3 separate regions of the Homo sapiens genome follow, and regions 1 and 3 are each linked to region 2. The links are chromatin loops, found by intact Hi-C in ENCODE. Cell type or tissue: heart right ventricle. All regions are shown on one strand.

Region 1 (4,000 bases), 72 kb before region 2:
AAGTGAGAACATGTGATGTTTGTTTTTCTGTACCTGGCTTATTTCATTTAATAGTTCATTGTCTTTTAGTGGTAGAACTATGGGTGTTTTCATTTTCTTTGTTCTGTCTTTCCGAACTTCTTGCATCCTCCCTGAAATGAGTATATACTATTCACATAATTTGAGCAGCGGTGAGTGGTGGAGAGGGATGGTGATTGCTTTTTCAAAATAAGTATGGGGGAAGGGCATACTTGCCTTCTTCCTTCCATAGTAGAGCAGCCTAGTGAATTTCTCCACGATCTGCGCAGGTGTCTCCACACTGGGGGGGATCTCTCCCGTGAGCAGGTTCGGGGTCCCAGAGCTCAGCACTGGCCAGTCCTCATCGGTCAGGTTGATGAGGTTGGCCACAGGGGGCTGCCGCTTGTACTTCTCCAGCTTCTTGCAGTCTTGCATTAGCAGCTCAGCGATGTCAGACCCCACCATGGACTGTAAGGCAAAGAGGATCATCTGGGGAGAATCCTATGAGTCCTCAGGCTGGCAGCCCCAGCTGGAGAAGGAAGGCACCAGGGAGCCTGCCTTCTTCACATGGAAGCCAATTATGCAAACATAAGGCAGTCCTTTGTTAGATTGCTATATTTCAGACTTCAGCATCACTATCATGGTTATTTTCTGCCTGTCAGGAGCCATAAAGCTTACCAGAAACATTCACAATTTCACAGGTATATTATCTGGCTGGTGCAATAACCCAGAAACTGTACAATTTTCCCAGACCAAGGAAGAAGATCATCAGGGAAGATCTGCGTTAGCAAACTCGCATTGACATTTGAGCAATTTTTTCCCTTGGGGCAATTTGTGGCTTCTTTAATATTGCTTTTCATAATCATGTCATAAACATAATCTTATCTATCCCATGAAGACTTAAATTTCAGCCTGCACCTGCTCTCCCACCAGAACAGAACTTACCCCATTCTGGCGACAAAGGAGAACCAAGAGCTGCCACAGTAGAGCTGAGTCTCTGCTCCCCAGTGTCTCAGATTTGCAGCTCTGAGCTGCTTTCTGCTGGCAAAACGTCATAATATCCACCTTATGTACATCTTCCCTACATGGAAAAAATTTAGGGAGCAAAGAGTGAGCAGGCAGACACTTCCCTGTTTCGGACCCCAGGCTCCTCCTAAGTGTGCAAGTGCTGGCTGGGCTGTGATTGAGATAGAAATCTGACAAGCCAGGGCTAAGGTAATGAGTCTATAGCTATAGGATAGTTATTTTCTTATAGAACAAGAAGAAATTTCAGAGATTCTCTCATGCACCCCCTTTATAGATGAAGAAACAGAGGCTCAGAGACCTGAAGTCACTGCACAGGAAAGCAAGTAAAAGCAGACTTTGGAGTCAGACAACCCTGGATCTAAATCTGGCTCTGCCACTTCTCTGTTTAGACAAGTTTCTTACCTCCTCTGAGCCTCAGCTTTGTCCCCTAAAATAGGGACAGTAAAAGGACCTACCTCCATACAAAAAGGAATTAGAAAATTGTGTGGCATATATTAAGTGATCAATATGATTGGCATTATGATTTGCTCAAGATTATCCAATAACATCAAAGCCAAGTTAGGCTTAGTACCCCAGTGTTTGAATACCCAACTCGCTTTTTTGCCCCATATCTGTATACCTGTTTGTAAGAAAGAGATAACACTCATTTTTACTTGAGGGAACCGTCAAATGCCATTTGAGGAATACATTTATATAGTAGTGATGATACTTTCCATGTGCATAATCTGACTTGAGACTCATAGACAAGCCTCGGGTAGGGAGAGCAGGTGTTATACCATTTCTCAAGGGGAAAACTAAGGTTCAGAGAGGGCTAACTGACCTGTCCACCATGGTATTCCTAGTCAGTAAGACGCCTGAGCCTGAGACCCACGTGGGCTGTCATCCAGCAAGGACTCTCTCCTCAACAAAGATGCCCTGAGTTACATTTATCAGAAATATAACTAGACATTTAAAAGCAGTCCTAGTTCAGTACTGCAGAGGGCTCACTTGCACACTGTTCTGTAACTTGAACACTGCCGATCTTATTTACCTCTCCAGGAAAAAGCCACTGTTACAAGAATTGTTTCTGCTATGATCCACTTGTCAGTGACTTCCCAGGCGATGCTCCACTTTTCTACTAACATCTATCAAGCACACGGAATGCTAAAACTTCCAACCATGCAGCCTCTGCATAATGGAACTGGTTTTAGATTTCTAAACTGTCATGCTAATTTTTCTTTCTGTCCTTCAACTATTGAATGGCTTGTCAAAATGACTCAGGCCACATCTGGTTCTATCTTGCAGCACAGAGAATTCCACTCCAACAAGGACAGATATTTTTTTCCAAGGAAACCAAGAACAAATCTCCAAAATGCTGATCTGGGCAGGAAGATTTTCTAGGTTTCAAAAGCCCTTACTCAGCAGCTCTTACAGCACTATACCTAATCAAGGGTCCTGAGAAACTTCTCATCTCCTCTTGCTCTTCGGAATCATTAAGAATAACCTGGAATAAAACAATCAGATTTTGTGTTTAAGACTGTGGCCACCCTAGGCCCCTTTCAGTCAAGTCTAGTGTCAGACCCCAAGGCCGTGGGGCTAGGATATGGCTCAAGGCCTTGTGGAGAAAGCAGAAAGAAAAAAGTGAATTTTGTTGCTAAAGATGAGACATTGACATCTCAGGAAAAACACAACTGTAGCATCAATTCTTTCAGAGAAGAGCCCCACCCATTCCTGCACCCTCCTAATCCAGGGGGTACATGGCCCAGTTTCCCGCAAGAGCATCCCATTCCTGGAGATGCCCCGGCTCAGGCACAGGAAAGCAAGGTAAGCATGTTAGGAGTAGTTGGGTAAGCAGTGTGCCAGCATTCCAGGGACACTGGGTCTTCTTTACCTCCATGCTGTGCAGTTCAACAAGGGCTGCTTGCCCGTCAGTGGGAGAGCTGGGACCTACATGCACCAGCTGACCTCCTGGCCCGAAACTCACAGGAACATGAGGGATGTAGAACTTCATGGGTGCTTTGGGACCAGCTGAGGAGACATCTTCTGACCAACAGACACAGATGGACATTGTTAGCGTTACTTCCATCACTTTTCTTTAGTTTAGGAATATGCCACAGATGTATTTCTGCCCAAATTCTGCCTGAACCAAAATAAGATTCTGGGTGGGTTGTGTAATTAGAAGAAGCCCATGTTCCCTGCTCCAGTCAGATTTAAGCCTCTGAGAAGGTGTCAGAATACAATGCGTGGGCTTGATGATTCAGTCCAAATGATAATGCTCTCAGCCCAGACTCTCAGTGATGCTGAGAGGCCAAGGAGTCTCTGGCTTTCATGGCCTCTATACTCATGACAAAGTTCCTACATCCAGACAAAGCAATGAAGCTTTGCATCTTGCTTTTGCTTTTCCTAATTCTCTCTGGTCTTCCCTTTCTTAAAAGCACCACTGAGTGCCTCCTTTCCCAACTTGATAATGGATAGGGGCAGTGTTCCCTTCCAGGAATCAGCTATGATGCAATTACTATTACAAGCAAAAAGAGAGAAAATGGAACCAAAGTTGACCTCTCTGCCCAGGTGACCTACATAAGCAAATGAGGTGGACAATGATCCATCGTAAGGCTGACTTTCCCAGAGACTTGCCACCCAGCCCTTCCACATCAGATTCAATCAACTCTTCTGATCATTTTAGAACCCACCAGCCTGAACTGGACTCCAAGCTGCTGAAGCTGGGGGATCATCCCGCTCCGGGGCATCTCTGATGTACTGACTGAGCTCATAGCTGCTGGAGCTGAGACCAGACTCACGCTGCTGGAGAAGGTTGGACTCACTAGCCAATGATGGCTGAAAGTTAAAAACAAAAACACACAGGAAGAAGTTTCAGAGAGCTGGTCTTCTCAAGCGTTCCTTCAAAGAAACAAAATACATACGGTGAAAGTGGATGTGTTGAAAGGATAAAAAGAGATAATCAAGTTGATAGGCATTTGCCAAAGGATATATTATGACC
Region 2 (4,000 bases):
GGTAGCCTATCCTAATCCTGGCTCAGATTGCTCCAAGAGCCTGTCCTATTGCTTCCAGACTACCCTTGACCTTTCCCCTATCCCTCATCCCCACAGCTACCAGAGTGAACTTTTCCAAATGCAAAAATATCATGTCACTTCCCTACTTTAAATCCTCAACTCCTCTCAATAGCTTCCAATAAATGTTCAAATTCTTCAGCCCCACACAAGGGCCTCGTGATCTTATCTCTGCCCTCCTCTCTAGAGCCACCTTCCACCATTTCCCCCCAGGTCCCTGGCTCCAGAGATACTATTTGCAATTCTCTGAATGCATCATGCTAGTTCCTAGTTCTCTATCTTCTAATAAGTCCTCCCACCACTGAAATGGCCTTCACTTCCCTTCTTCCTCTATTCAACTGCTACCAATTCTTTAAAAGTCAGTTTAAATGTCCACCTTCTCCAAGAAATCCCCCTTTTCCAACACTCACAGCCTCAGAAAGATACTTCTGAAGAGACCTAAGTCTTTTTTCATTATTTTATTCATTCATTCATTTAAGAAATAGTTCTTGAGGGCCTACTATGTTCTAGGTACCATGCTAGGTGCAGGACTACAGGGATGAACCAAAGAGACACTGTCACTGCCTTTATGGGGATTACAATCCAGTAAGAGGGAGACAATAACCCGATAAGGACACAAGTAACCACACTCTGAGCTATGTATTATGAAAGAGAAGTAGAAGGTGCTATGAAATCATATATACAGAGGAGGGAGAGGGGCCTCACCTAGACTGAGGGACAGAGAATACTTCTCTGAAAAAATGACATTTGAGTTTAAATCTGAACGACAGCTCTGAGAATTACAGGTAGAGAAAATAGCATGTGCAGAAGGCATGAAGTGGGTCAGACCTTGCCAGGGTCTAGTAGCTGGAAGGATGAGTGATTTGCTTCTAGGCCCCCTCCCTAGTCTGTAAGCGAATAGATGGCAAGACCCTGCTCTGGGTTACTTTATATCCCCAGTGCCTTGCACATGATTTTTAATCAATGAATGAATATATTGTTTGAATAAATATATGTTTGAAAACTGGAGTTATGATTTTTGTAAGTGGTGACTCTAACATACAAATAACCTTGGCCTGAAGAACATTTGTTGCTACATCACTGCAAGGCCTGTGGCTCCAGCTGCTGCCGTCACTAAAACAACTCTGTGCCAAAGAAAGATGAATGCTACTTCAGAAACCTTCAGAAGTCAACCAGTAATATGATTTCACAAATATTTTAGAAACAGAACATTTTAAAGCAAGAATGTTAGAGGTCGTTTCATTCAAACCTTCATATACATCTGTTCTCCACCCTGTAAGCTTACGGATGTGACTTCTAGATTAGTGCTAATTGGGTTCAGTTTTGAAGACCTCCCAGGAAAAATATTCCTGAATCTCTCTAGGTAGCCTCTCCCTCATATCAGTGGCAACCCTTCCTTTGAGCTACCACTCCAATTTATTCTTCAGAAATTCTATCTTAAAATCCTTCTCATATTAGATACTGCCCAATGTTACAAGGTGATGAGCATGTAATGGCCACTGCTCAACTAAACCCACCTCTCTGAAGCAATTCTGAGTCTCACCTCTCTGAAAAGATCAAGAAGTAGTACGTATGCTCCAGGTAAAGAGTCAAACTTCAGCACCTTTTCTCCTGAAATGTCCCATCTGACACACTCAACAAGGCCTCACAGAAACAAATACCATAGGCCTCTAATAAACTCAGAGTGAAATGGGTTTAAATAAACCAACTATCTACACTTTAATACTTTTATGAGATCTCCAGGGCGGTCACATTTGAGAGAGGTATTTCTCCAATTCACAATGGCCAAGTTCACAGCCTATCATCTCCTCTCAGACAGAAGGATGTCCTCACAGTCAAAAAACCCCAATCTCAAGTGGCTACCTCCCTTTGGCCTTTCCTCAGCCAAAAGGAAGGGAAGGGAAGGGAAGAGGTGGGGCATGGCCTTGTCGGACACTTCTGATATCAAGAGAAGGGTACTTTCTAGCCTTCTGTCATCTACACAGTCCTTACCCAGGCTGGGTACGGGCCCAATGCTCAAGAGCAAAAATCGCAGTGCCATAAGTTATAGGGAGGACAGCAGCTTCTTATAGGGAGACCTTTTCTGGAATCTGCCACAGGTCCTAAAAAAGAGATAACAGTGACTTACAGATTGAGTGTATGTACCTAAGTCGTAAAGGCTGCTCAGTAAATATTAGGATTTGATTCAGTGACTGATTTGTAAAGGGAATCACTTGCCCATAACCAAGCCCAGTGGAAGTCAAAACTAAGCAAGCTGTAGCAGATTTCAGAACTTGAATGCATCAGACTTCAAAACCCCAAGGCTAGCATCTGGCTCAGAAAGGAGCCAACAGGTAGAGAATGGAACACAGATCACTGTACTGTGATGGGTGAATGGTCTGGTATGTCAGTTTTACCTCAGTAAAGCTGGTGGGGACAATTGTGTACTGTCCACCACCAGGGGGCACCATTCACACCCTGCACAACCATGCTAGACTACCCTGGCTGGCTCCATTCCCAGGGCTATCTCTTTCATAAGCTTTGTGTCTGGGAGAAGCCCATTACATCCAGCTCAATGCCCAAAACCAGCTTTTCTACTAAAACTACCTAGTCCAAATGAACAGCCAGCTCAAGGACTCAGAAAACAAAATGTTGTTCTTCATTAAAACACTCAATGCAAACAAAGCTCTGTGCAAAGTGTTGTCACATTAATGAAGAGAAGGAGTTTAACATTTGAAAAAATGAAGTGCTTAGCTGAGAAACAAGACATGACCAAATAAATACAAAGAAAAAGAGGGAGAGGGGAAGACAGGAATGAGGGATAGGTGGAAATTAAAGAAAAACAAAGGAGAAAAAACATCTTCAACCATTAATCTTGAGTGGTACAGATACCTTCTGGTCAGTGACGCATTCTTCAGCCATACAATTAAAGTTTCTTGTGCCAATAACTCTATCTCCCTAAAGGAAACATACCATTAAGGATATGTGCAAATGTATGACCTTGCATTCCTTTTCCTGAATTAATCAAAAAAGAAAAAAAAATGCACATCTCTGACTCCATAAGACACAGGTTGGTCTTAATTATTCAGAGTTACTGTTTAGTAAATAAAATAATAACTCTCTCAATACCACCACCAGGCTGTGAAGCCAATTTGAGTGAGCACATTTGAGACGAAGAGAGAGAGTAAGGGAAAGGTTGATTTGAATTAGAAGCCCACTCTTAATTTCACAAGAGAATCAAATTCTCTGTCCTCTTGGTTAAAGACTGAGGTGCCGCCTTTTATTCATAATGAAAAGTTTAATGAAGCCAGGAACTTCCAATTACTTCCTTTCCCCAGAAAGAATTTTGTTTCTTACCTTTCTAGTTAGGTTTCCCTTTGGTGTCTGCAGGCAAAAGCCAGTAGAAGCAAGACCCTTTGGCTACAAATGAAGTTAGCATATTTTTCATAGCTACATATACATTGATTCCCTAGACTTCAATTAATTTACCTCTTTAACTGTCCTGACATCTGTGCCTGTCTCCAATACTGTCCCAGAAAAGTCCATTCCTAAAAACATATTGTTTAAAGATTAGGTTATCTGTAAAACACAACACCATGGAGATGAGAAAACACTGATCGACAGGCTATTCCAACAGCTTTCGGAGCTGAGGATTTAGGTGCCCCTCCTCCTCTCCATATGCAGGTAGAGAGGTAAGGTGTTATACTCAAAGCACAGGAAAGTAAACATAAGATTTCACCATCACAACCTGGGAAGCTATAGCAGTCTCAATCTTACCATGACACAAATGAAAATTTCAAGAATGTGCAAAAGCACAGAGAATCACAGGTACACAGGTACTTTTGACCCTAATCACTGGGACCTCCTATAGCACCCCAGTGACAATGTTCATCCTATTTATTTATCTGTTTTCAAGTCTCTTCTGCTGGCCTGTAGGGCCCTCAAGGACATGAACTGTGTTTAT
Region 3 (4,000 bases), 160 kb after region 2:
ACTCCACTGAGAGATACTTAGGATGCTTTCGGTCAGCCTAGCTGAATTGTTAGCATGATCCTTAATTAAAATCATCCAAATGATAGAAGGTTCTTCCTGAAGTCAGTGGAAAAACCTCTTAGCATACACTCTAGAACTCAAAAGGAGCTTAAAAGTGGGAACAACTTTAGAGTTACAGGCAGAATTAGACGCAGTTAATAATAGCACTTCTCAAACTGTATGTGCTTTTAAAAAATTTCAGTATGTTGTGAGCCAATAATTTTGTTAAATATAATATAAATGAATAGATAAATGAAAAAAAAACACATACAAAAACAAGCCATAATTTTAAAATTTAGATTCAACAGACATAATATTACTGTCAAATTGCAATGAAGGTTTCTAAATACTTATCCTCTATTATTATATCCATCTTGACATAGCCTGGTAACAGTTTGTGGATCATCAGAAGCCTGTGAACCAAACTTTGGGTTGCACGAATTTCAGTAGAAATTATATGAAATAAAATTTCTTTCTCTGCCGTTTACACGTTAGCTTTTGTTCAGTACAGATTTCTGCTTACTTTCAAATGCTGTCTTGTCTTCAAAGCTTTCCTTGACTTTCCCAAGCTGACTTGGGTAATTCCTAGCCTATAATCTTGCTGTATCCCCAAAGGGCCTCTAGTATAGCAACTGTGATATCAATTCATTTATTTCATTTAAAGAAAATGTAAAAATAGTCCTTAAGACCTAGAAAGGTTTGTGGCACACAGACAATAAGTAAATGTTTATTTAATGAATGAAATAAAAAACGAATGAATTGTAGCAAAATCCTGAGGCTTTAATAACAACACACACTGGATAAAGGAAAACTTCATTTTGCAGAAAGAAAAGACAGTTTCTCAGTCTCAAAAGACTTATGTGAATCTAATTATTATAAAAATAACCCTTGATAGACACCTGAACACATGCATACATTTCATAACTGTATAACACAGACTGTGGAGGTGAAGGAGCATATGGACCTAAATAAAAACTCAAGACCCCTTAAGAGAACTTGCTAGCAATGCTGATTTAAATAATTTTTAACAGTGAGGGGGTCGGAGGTGGGGATGGGAAAGGGAGTTGAAAATTAATGCCCCCAGAGTTTCGTGGTACTCTGTGCTATCTTTTTTCTTTTCCCTGTCCCTCCAACTGTTAATATTTGGTATCTTGTTATACTACTTTTATTTCAGTAAATATTTGATGACAGTCTATTATCTACTCTGTTAGGCACCTTGGAGAGTACAAAGAGAAATGCATGAAATTAACTAAAAGACAAAAAAATGCATTAGGTAGAAGTGCAATAGCACATGAACGAAGAACTTTTAAAAATATGAATAAATTATTTTAAAATTAAAAGTGTTCAAATACAGAATGCTTTTCAAATCTGTGTTTCTTCTGAGGCAGTCTATGGATATGCTTAGGACAGCTGTTTTAGATGACACATCTATATAAATGTGAAGTAGATTTATTTTCTTTAAACAAACCATTAGTGTATGTGTGTATATACACACACACATACATGTGATGTTGAACTAGCTTCATCAACTTCTCAATAAATGGACACATTTAGCTTCTAAAGGTAGAAACGAGTCTAAAAGGGAAGAAGATGGTAAGCAATTTAGCAACCTACAGTCTTCTTCAGTTTTTGATCTGTATCTAAGTAGGCAAATGAATATATTTCTTTCAGTACTTCCTCCTCTGAGTCTGGCCAGCTATTTCCTTTGCATTCTGTCTCCAAGGCACTGGTTTAGGGGAAGGAAGTACAGAAGTCTGAAGTCCTAGGTTGTTGGCACTGCCCCTGGGGAAAGTGAGATATCTTGCATTACTTCTTGGGTATGTGCACATTTCCAGTTCCCACAGAGAAGCCGATCCCTGGCAGAAGGCAGATAGAGACAGCCAGACTGAGTCACAATTAGAGAATCAGGGAAATTATTTTTTTAAAAAAACAAAGGCTCTTAGTAGGGTCAAATTTTTACATAGCGAAACAGGAAGCAGCGAAAAAAATATATTTAAATCTAGATCACGTTTGAGGGAACTCATCCCAAAATTTTCAGGTTTTTCTGCCATGACAAATAAATCAGTGTGGATTCATGTGACAATTACATCTGTTGATTTTCCTTCACAAACATTGACTGATAATCTTCTGGTGTATTTTATCTCTATCTCCTAGCAGCATAATGCTCTTTAAATATGGTTCATAGGATAAACGCAAGTCAGGTTATTGAATGTTAAAGACCACAATAAATAACAAACTGTCTTTTCTGCCCCAACCCTCCTTTTTCTGATTGGAAAATTATTTGTTGGGAAAGCCTTGCAACAGTAAAATAAATTACTTTTGTTCATAATATAATGAATTTTTATATTGAAAATAATAAAAATTAAATCAGCACTTTTGAAAAACTGAGGACATGATTTTATGACATGACGCTTTGTAAAACTTAATTCTATTTGGAAATTCTTTAAACTTTCTTTAAAAAAAAGTTTTTTCTTTTCTTTCCCTTCCTTTTCTTTCTTTCCCTCCTTCACCCTGTTCTTTCTTAGCAGCTAGCACAGGTAGTTGATATATTATTTCCCTACCTAGATTTAAATGTCCTGTTTGGAACGGAGTTATTCCTTTTTTCCTTGTACCTAAACACTTAGATTGCCTCATAATACATGAAACTTAAACATAATTTACCACGAGTACTTGACACAAAGAATTTTTTTTGGTGAATATAAAACATTTAATTTTAAAATGTTGACACTATAATGTATGAAATAGCTAGCTATTACAAATGCACATGGTGTATTTTGTAGATACCAACTAGACTTTTTTGTTTTAGGAAGCTTTAAGTTACACTGTGGTTAAGACATATCTTCACCCTTGAAAAAGCCCACATTCTATCACTGTGATGTATGGTCAAACTGAGGCCCAATCGTTAAACACTTGGATCAAATCATAACTAAGTTTATTGCCAAAGGACTTGTACACATTTATTTGTCAATTTTAGTGCCTTAAAATCTACCCAGCAGCTCATTAACATATAGAAACATACATCATGAGAACAAGAACTATCACCCATCCCTTCTGTATATTAGCAACTTATCACTCCTGAGCAACATCTCATTACTGAGGCCTGTGAACAGTCACTTTTCACATTTGAGTGAAATATGGAATGACTTAAGTATAAATGCAGCTATTATAAGTCATTTCTTACAAAAATGTCATGAATTAAAGTATTTTACAGCATTTACTACAAAACTCCATAAAAACTGCCTTCACTTAAACTCTCTCTCCCCATATCCAGCAAACCAACTGGATGTCTTTGGGCATCTCTTAGCATGGATAGCACACAGAGTAGTGTCTTCCAACACATCCACCAACTATGCCTCACTTGCCTCTGGAAGTACAGGAGAAGCTTGGTCAATTTCCGGTAATGATGAATTTCTCTAAGCACCAAGGTCTTGGGCCTGTAGTGATGCATTTTTATGATTTTTGTTGTTGTTGTTGTTTTCTTTTTGTTTTTTTGTTTTGTTTTGTTTTTACCATCGTTAGAGGAGTCTGCTCTTCCTGGAAGCTTTAGTGGCTAGCTGTTTGCAGGAGGCTTCCTCACCAGTGGATTTACTAGCAGTCTATTTGGTTTGGGCCATCTTTTACCCAACGCCGAAGTCTTAGGCCACTTCTCCAACTGCTGCACTGCTTCTGCAGTCACCAAGCAAAGAAAAGATGCTCCTCCGATGAATGACCAAACACTCTGCACCTGACACAAAGAATGATTTTAAATGTAGATAGTTTTGGTATAACATGCCCAACCATTTTTACTGTTCAACTTGTCATGTTCAAATGATGAAAAATAAAAATAAAAATAGTTGTATAAGGATCCAGTAAGAGATGTTATCTTGAAACTGTAGTTTGAGTGATTTAAGAATTTTGAAGGGTAATTTTGAATGTATCTAATTTTTGCTTTCCTCATTTACTTTAAAACCAAATTCAATTC

What was found. Peaks named below come from ENCODE experiments on the same cell type or tissue, not always from the same donor. Only the 100,000 strongest peaks of a DNase experiment are listed, where the experiment ranks them.
Region 1: a loop joins it to region 2, with 2.5 times the contacts of the local background. A loop is called at or near these places in 17 of 110 quality-filtered maps.
Region 3: a loop joins it to region 2, with 18 times the contacts of the local background. A loop is called at or near these places in 34 of 110 quality-filtered maps.

What each region holds. Positions count from the first base shown.
Region 1 is chr1:177,957,898-177,961,897 of GRCh38, forward strand. It overlaps CRYZL2P-SEC16B (CRYZL2P-SEC16B readthrough), which reads right to left. Exons shown (of 32, transcript NM_001356506.2): 12 at 3,693-3,837; 13 at 2,894-3,042; 14 at 2,445-2,506; 15 at 943-1,078; 16 at 235-465. SEC16B (SEC16 homolog B, endoplasmic reticulum export factor) reads right to left here. Exons shown (of 26, transcript NM_033127.4): 6 at 3,693-3,837; 7 at 2,894-3,042; 8 at 2,445-2,506; 9 at 943-1,078; 10 at 235-465. Among named protein-coding and RNA genes, the nearest start is that of SEC16B, 10 kb to the right of the region's middle. RefSeq lists an enhancer at 1,896-2,397. In heart right ventricle, a CTCF peak has its summit at 1,998; no DNase peak of the experiment used is centred here.
Region 2 is chr1:178,029,502-178,033,501 of GRCh38, forward strand. It overlaps CRYZL2P-SEC16B (CRYZL2P-SEC16B readthrough), which reads right to left. Exons shown (of 32, transcript NM_001356506.2): 4 at 3,526-3,584; 5 at 2,929-2,994; 6 at 2,050-2,159. It also overlaps the pseudogene CRYZL2P. Among named protein-coding and RNA genes, the nearest start is that of CRYZL2P-SEC16B, 6.5 kb to the right of the region's middle. In heart right ventricle, CTCF peaks have their summits at 2,495 (motif pointing right) and 2,698; a DNase peak (open chromatin) is centred at 2,520; H3K27ac peaks cover 1,886 bases.
Region 3 is chr1:178,191,057-178,195,056 of GRCh38, forward strand. The region is part of intron 1 of RASAL2 (RAS protein activator like 2); the gene reads left to right. Among named protein-coding and RNA genes, the nearest start is that of RASAL2, 99 kb to the left of the region's middle. In heart right ventricle, no CTCF peak of the experiment used is centred here; a DNase peak (open chromatin) is centred at 1,812; H3K27ac peaks cover 1,038 bases.